Regions from separate parts of the Homo sapiens genome. Here region 2 is linked to region 1. The links are chromatin contacts, found by Hi-C or POLR2A ChIA-PET in ENCODE. All regions are on one chromosome and are shown on one strand. The core of a region is the stretch at or near the end of the contact, and the rest is flanking DNA. Distances in the headings are between cores, read along the strand shown.

Region 1 (3,680 bases), core at 392-2,891:
CAAGGCAGCTCCTCTGGTTATGTGACTCCTGCTGAGAGGATTTTCACAATTTATTAATGAGCTTTCCACAACCCTGCTTTATTCTCCAAACAGTTTTACGCTGTCTCTAGGAACAACAAATATATCTGGGCACTGTGGTTGAATGAATACCAGACAATTGTGTGAATGTTGTATTGGACTTCCTCTTCCCTCCCTTCCCAATCTAAATAGCATTCCTATTTCAGGAGCCGATGGTGTGATTCGAAACAACTGCTTGGTTGAAGGATGGGGGGCAGGATCGAGAAGGAGAGAGGGAAGGGGCAGTGCTGATTCTGGAGAGGTGTATGTAGTGTTTTGTCTTGGTTTATTTTAAAGATCAGAGAGTAATTGGAAACAATTATTTTTTAATTAATAACTTGGGAAAGGTGAACAGAAGCATTTCACAGGGTTTTACCGTGTGCACACTGAAAATAAAACACTTTATGCTATGCTTCAATAATTTATCACTTCTTGACAGGGGCTTGGAAAAGGTCCAGTATGTAAGTACAAATCACCAATTTGCTCTTTTATAAATGAGTTCTTTTAAGGAGAAAATGGATGGCTCTCCAAGTGGAGCATACATGTTCTCATTTGTTTTGTAGAATATGTGGGGCTGCAGGTTATTGTGTCCCTTCATTCACTTATATCAGCCACCTCTAAAAGCAATTCCATTGTAGTCTCCCACTAATCTGTAGCGTCCTGTTTTTTCTAACTTCTTCCCTGACCTCGCCTTTGATATATAAGTCTTTATTTTCCCCTTGCCATCTCTCTAGTTTAATAGCTCTACAGTGGAGTACTGTTTTCAACCATGGAACTACTTTTAATCAAGATCAACTTTGGGAAGTGCTGCCATTTTTATGGTAATAAAGGACTGTATTATGCACTTGAACCCGCTCAAGTTGTCCCCTGTGTATACCTTCACATAGTAGAACCATGAAACAAAGTGTAAATGCTTAAATTGCTTTGTTCTTAACTGTAGTCTCCTAGAGGTCAGTGAATGATTTCTAGTTGCATTGTAGCGAAGACATTTGTTCCAGGTTGAAGAATTTTTTACTTGAGAACATACATTTTCCCTGTCTGTGTGCCCCCAAACCCTGTCTGCCACACTCTTTCTCTTGGGCTGTGACAAAACAGAATGTTTAGCGAGAAACAAAATTGTGCTCGATTTTCAGACTATCTGACTTCATTTTCTGTTTTGGTCTTTGAGCTATTCCTTGGCTAATCTTCCAACAAGTCGAATTGATTCTTATTTCAAAACTGTTTATCCCAAAACAGAGCTGTTGACAAGTACAAATACAGATGGCAGACATGTGGTATGATTTTCATGTTCTCATCTCAGCATTCAGGAAGGGAATGTTATTGAAAGATGGTTTACATCTGAAGCTTTCTGCTCAAGGCAATATGGAATGCATGCTAGGAGCGCTTAATTATGCTTAATTAATAATAGTAACAAATGCTTACGGGATTTCCTTAAGGTCTAAAAGTGCAGCAGCATTGGACTTGCTGTGTAAGGCTTACCGCCCCGGAGGCTATAATAATCTGTAACAATAGAAGCAACCTCTAGGGGGTAAAATTGTCTTTGATAATCACTGACTCTTGGGTGACCTCAGTACAGCATTCCAGGCCAAAGATCCAGAATGTTCCCTTACTGGGGGCAGACACGCCTATGATTGCACTGACCTTTGTCCTCCGAGCAGATGATCCTCCAGAGTACTGGCTAGCTCTTAGATTCAGAGGTAAATCCCAGCCCATGCTGTGGCCTTGCTGTTCCCCACAGCCCAACTGCATTAACTATAATTTTTTTTTCTCCACAAAAAGAAATTGTTGGTGAAAGGAAGACAACCTTCAGTTTTTCTCCCCACCGACCTGGTTTCAGGAGGCCGTGTGCTCAGTGGAGTGTCTCTGCCTGTCTTCGCTAAGCTTGCCCCTGACCATTGTGGAGGTAGATGCCACCTAAGAGTGGCAGGGTTAGTCCTGACCTCTGGGGTCTGAATATCCAGCAACTATCTTAATTCCAGTCGCTGCTGTCTGTTGTACCACCAGTACACAGCAGTACAGCTGTGTCTCTGTTGTTGACCGACTAACTTAGATTCACTGTTGAAGTCCAATTAGCCAGAGTGGGGGTGAAAATGCAAGAGTGGACGGTGAGAGTGGTATGTGTCATGTACGACAGGACAGTGGAGAGAGCCCTCTCTGATACCTGTTAGTCCCTCCTTTAAAAGATGCGGGAGGTGGCCAGGGAGTGGGGATTTCAGAATGTGGTGGCAGAAATCAGTTTGGCATTTATTGGATGACAGCTGTAGGCAGGCACTGTGCTATACCTTAGGGGGGTAGATAAAAAAGGAAATATGACATTGCACCTTCCATACTGAGTTTGTAGGTTTGGGTATTTATGGGGGAAAGTGGTACCCTCCATCCTTTTTTTAAAAAATTGGGCCAAAATTGTAAGAATTCTTTTAAAAACCTGAACATTTTAGATGGATTTGAGCATCTCAACTGTATGTTCGTATCTTGAAATTCCAAATAAACTCAGGAGTGGATAATTCTGAAATCTGAACGTAACTATGCCCTGTTTACCCACAGGCCCAGGTAGTTCAGCCTCCCATCTTTGTTTTTTTCCTTCTCCTAGAAAAGCCAGCTTTTGTGTGGTTTAACTGAACAGTCATGTTGGATTTTTTTTTATTTGAAGACCCATTTTGACTCATCTGCAGCACTGAAGGATTTTCTTCATAGTAATTTGGGAGTTATAGCAGATAGAAAGGCAGAGGCATATTCCAGGAATTTCATGAAATATAAAACACTGAAACACTTGGGATAGGCTAGTTTTCAATGCCTAGGTTACACAAATGTCCAAATTCACATGGGCTTAATTTATTCCAAGTTTTATAATGGGATGGATGTTGGTGAGTTTGGCAATATACCAATAATTTGGATTAAAGGAGAGGTTAGTTTATGAAAAGTTTACGTAACAATCTTAGGCAATTTTATTACCATCATGTGCATACGGTATTTCAAGTCACTATTCAGTGTTTATATCAAATAGACGTTTTATTGAACTTGGAAAAATGAAAAAATTAAAAATGTGTAATATGTACGGTAGAGTGGATGTTGCTGGGATACAGGGCTCCTTATACCCCGCCCACAGTAGTGTGTTAGTCACAAACCCCAAATCTCAGTGGTTTGAAACAACTAATGATCTTACTTATGCTCCATGTGCACAGGGGCCCATAGGTGGGACTCCACTGATTGCAGTCACCTGGGGGCCCAGGCCGAGGGAGGTAGCACCTTATGTTTCCACCATCTCAACCTGAGGAATCAGCATCTGCTGTGGCAGGGGAAGGGCAGAAAGGATCACTCCCTGGCTCCTAAAACCTTTTGCTTAAAGCTAGTGTCACTTCTACCCCATTATTAGGCAAAGCAAGTTACACGGTCAGGGCTTACTTTAAGTTTTCAGAAAAGTATAATCCTTTCATGGACCCAGGAGAGACAACCAGAAATACTGGTGAACAGTGGTAGTAACCTACCACATGATGTGTACTAGTCATGGTTCCTCCAGAGAAACAGAACCAATAGGATGTATAGAGAGATTTTAAGGACTTGGCTCCCACAATTGTGGAGGCAAGCCCAAAATCTGCAGGGTAGGCTGGCAGCCTGGAGACCCA
Region 2 (3,503 bases), core at 772-3,271, 140 kb after region 1:
TCTTGAGGATTCTTAAAATTCATAGAAAAGAGGCAAAAGGGGGTCACAGGAATAGAGATTTAGTAAAGAGAAGGAATTTTACCTGTTGCAACTAAAGAGGCAGCAGGGAAGGAGCCCTAGCACAGCTAGAGGGTTTAACTTGTAGAACAGCAGAGGGTAGGTATCTCTTTATTGTAAAAGAAGAGCAGAGGTTATAGTAGGTACAGATGAACATAGGCTTGAATGCTTGATGTTGGAAAGTTGAAGACATTTTCATGTAAGACTTTCTCTTTTCTCTGTTTTGTAGAACATGAAGAATTTTACTAAAATGAGGGGAAGATGGGTGCAGAGGAAGGGGAAAGTCAGTGATTGGGAACCTGTGTTACGACTATTGGGAAAGAGTCTAAGTTGGTGAAGGGTCTGAGATTACCACACTTTCAAGATGACAAGTCGGCCTGCCACACATTCAAGTATGCTGGCAGAAGGCTCAAGAGTCCTGGATCCTGGATGAATGAGCTATGACGATGTGGATGGCTGGATGTCAGGAGAAGATGATGTCAGTGTTTGGGGATCCTCAATAGTTGAAGGTTTTTGTTTTGTTTTGTTTTGTTTTTGCCAAAAACTTTTGGAAGAGCATTGTAATAGAATGTTATTGTCTCTTTCTTTTTAACTCATTAAAGTGTTGCCACAGATGTTGTAAAAAAAAAAAAAAAAAAAAAAAAAAAAAAGAGTCCTGGATCAGAGCCAAAGGATTTTACCACTCATAGAACAGCAAGCAGCCTAAGCATGATGTTGGTGTCATTTCCCCTTGTCCCCAAGTCAAGCAGGTGATGCAGATGGGCTCGAATGGATGCCTGCAGAAGCAGTGGACTGCATTCCAGGAAAGGAATACTGAGCTTAGGGAACCTGAATCTTTTATAAGAGGCAGAAAGCAAAGCTGCCCTTTGTTCCAGAGTTGAGAACAAAAGGCAGTCAGTGCCTCTGCTGACAAAATGTATAGAAATATGAGACACAGAGAGAACTGTCGCCCAACAGAGGAACTGTCCCGCAGACCAACCCAGTTGATATTGGTCATCTAAACATATGAGTTATCAAGCCCATTATTGCTCCCATCAAATACCACCACTGAGCTAATATTTCCATACAAGGAAATGATGATAAGATAATCATTTTGAAATGACCAGAAAAACTTCTCTCCAAGGTGACATTGATTGCCTAACACTTCATGAACACTATCATTTAAACAAGATTCTAACCAACTGAAGTGACTTCTAACTCATAATTTATTTACTCTCTTTGTTGTCTTAAAATGGGTGAATCTGCTAAATATCTTTTTGAAATCTAGATCCTCACTAGATTGAAATGTGATCTAAGCGCCAGCAACATTGATTTCACCTGGAAGCTTGTGAGAACTAGCTGAATATCAGACTCCGCCCCAGAACTACTATGTCATAATCTGCATCTTAGCAAGATCCCCAGGTAATTTGTAGGCATATTAAAATTTTAAAAAATGGATTTAGATTCTAGAGCAGAGGTTGGCAAACTTTTTCTGTGTAAGGCCAAGTAATAATTATTTTAGCCTTTGCAGGGACACTTCTGCAATTACTCAACTCTGCTATTGTACCTGGAAAGCAGCCAAAGACAATAGGTAAACAAATTGGCATGGTAAGATTTGCCCAAGGGCCATAGTTTGCAGATCTCTGCTCTGAAGTATTGCTTTGAATTAGAAATTATATTTCAAACAGAAATAAGTGTAACAAACTTGTTTTTAATAACTTGGCTTTGAGTGAACCCACGCTGGCTTCTAAACATCACACCATGTTCCTTTGTAACTCCTTACAACCCACTATTTAATGACCCATTCTTTAATTTTTCTTTAGACTGATATCAAAATTACTAGTTAATAGTGTGTACAATCCACTTTCTTCCTCTTTTTGGTATTTGCAGTGATGTTTGCACATTCCCAGCAGCTGTTGATTCTGCTCCTTCCCTTTATGATTTGTCAAAGATAGTGATTCAGGAATCTCAAATGTCAGTTTTCTCAGGATCCTATGATGTAATTTGTCTGGGCCAGCAGATAGTCCGCCTATCTTGGACCTGCTTTCCTTTGTCAATATTTACTTTACCATTTCTAATCTAAAGTTGGTTCTCCTTTACAAGGATAATGGAAGCAAAGGGATGGAGATCAGTGCAGAGGGGGAAATTAAAGATGCTGAATAGCAGACAGAATGTGTGGGGTTTAGGGCTCTAATATCTAGAGCTATATAAAAGAGGACAGAAAAATATAAGAACACAAAAGTGGAATAATATGTACATTGCTGATTAGAACTAATATAGTGATATATGTTAAAGATGAAAAACAGCATTCAAACTCATGACTTCTCTTTTTTGTTTTTAACTGAAAAAGCAAACCTTCAGGCAATGTAAACTCATAGAACTGTATTACATTAATTTGGCTTTTTCTATCCAGGTTAAGAGTGACAAAAACAATTTGAAATTTAATTAGAGCCCAGGGCAACAGAGATGTGGGAACTTTCTATCATTTTCCAAAAGATTTTCATGTAAACATCTTCTAAGTTTTAGATTTAACAGGCAATAAATAATTTTCTAAAGAAGTTTCTTAAAAATGCTTATTTGCAGAGTATATATTAGACCAAGGAGGAAGCAAAAGGAAACTAAATCAAAATTTATTTTTTGAAGACTAGAGTATAAAGACATAAGCTTTCACAGTGAAAGTAAGACCTAACAGAGCTCACTTTGGCCTGCATGCCTCCACCATGGGCACACAGCTACAATCTGAGGTTGCAGTTTTATTTTCCCTGAGAACACATGGAGCAGCCAATTATTAGTAGCACTGCAAACATTACACACAAGATACACAGCTCTCTTAAAATGTCAAGAGGATCATTTCACATTATCCAATGGTCAGCCAAAGTTCCTATGGCCTGAATATTATACATAGGAGCTTGTAGTATTTCTTGCTTTAGAATCATGGTTCAGTTGATATAAAACACCACCATCATAAAAATAGCCAATATTTATTGAGGTATATTATGTACTAGGAACTGTGCTAAGTACATTACAAACATTATCTAATTTAAAATTCTGGTAAGTAAATTGATTATCCTAATTTTATAGGTGAGAATAGAAAAGAGGCTTATAGAGACTAACCTAAGGAAGTGTCAGAAGATAGAACTCAACAAAAGGAATAAAAACAAAGTTGAGAGATCAGGAGATGGTCTGAGTTGTTAAAAAGAAAAAAATGTGCAAAGGAGGAAGCAGAAAATTTAAAAGAAAAAGATATTTAAGAAACAGATTGTAGAAAATTAATGTAAAATATATAATATTAATTAAAATTAGAGTCAACGATTACATATATAACTTGCCACTGGTGTTGGAATACATGAAAATAAGGCACTAAGTAACTCTCTTAGGTCACTAGAGTAACATGGATGTTTTTTCCCACTGGTTTAAAAGATTTAATGTGTATCTGCCATTCTGCTCATTGATGTCTGTAACACAAC

The links. A loop is a pair of places that touch in the nucleus more often than their neighbours do. ChIA-PET counts read pairs that join two places held with the same protein, here RNA polymerase II (POLR2A). Pooled maps may share reads with other maps.
Region 2: a loop to region 1 is called in a pooled map, with 2.5 times the contacts of the local background. The contact joins two enhancer-like sites. A Hi-C loop is called at or near these places in 1 of 168 maps with a recorded cell type or tissue (PC-3) and 5 of 50 pooled maps. POLR2A ChIA-PET finds 5 or more read pairs at or near these places in 1 of 52 experiments (PC-9).

Annotation. Positions count from the first base shown.
Region 1 is chr4:146,190,629-146,194,308 of GRCh38, forward strand. It overlaps LSM6 (LSM6 homolog, U6 small nuclear RNA and mRNA degradation associated), which reads left to right. Exons shown (of 4, transcript NM_007080.3): 4 at 1-907. Among named protein-coding and RNA genes, the nearest start is that of LSM6, 17 kb to the left of the region's middle. Within about 2 kb of position 1,642, at least 2 of the 41 ENCODE cell types and tissues checked have a DNase peak (open chromatin) inside an H3K27ac peak, as active enhancers do.
Region 2 is chr4:146,334,575-146,338,077 of GRCh38, forward strand. All of the region lies in intron 5 of SLC10A7 (solute carrier family 10 member 7), which reads right to left. Among named protein-coding and RNA genes, the nearest start is that of MIR7849, 72 kb to the right of the region's middle. Within about 2 kb of position 2,022, at least 2 of the 41 ENCODE cell types and tissues checked have a DNase peak (open chromatin) inside an H3K27ac peak, as active enhancers do.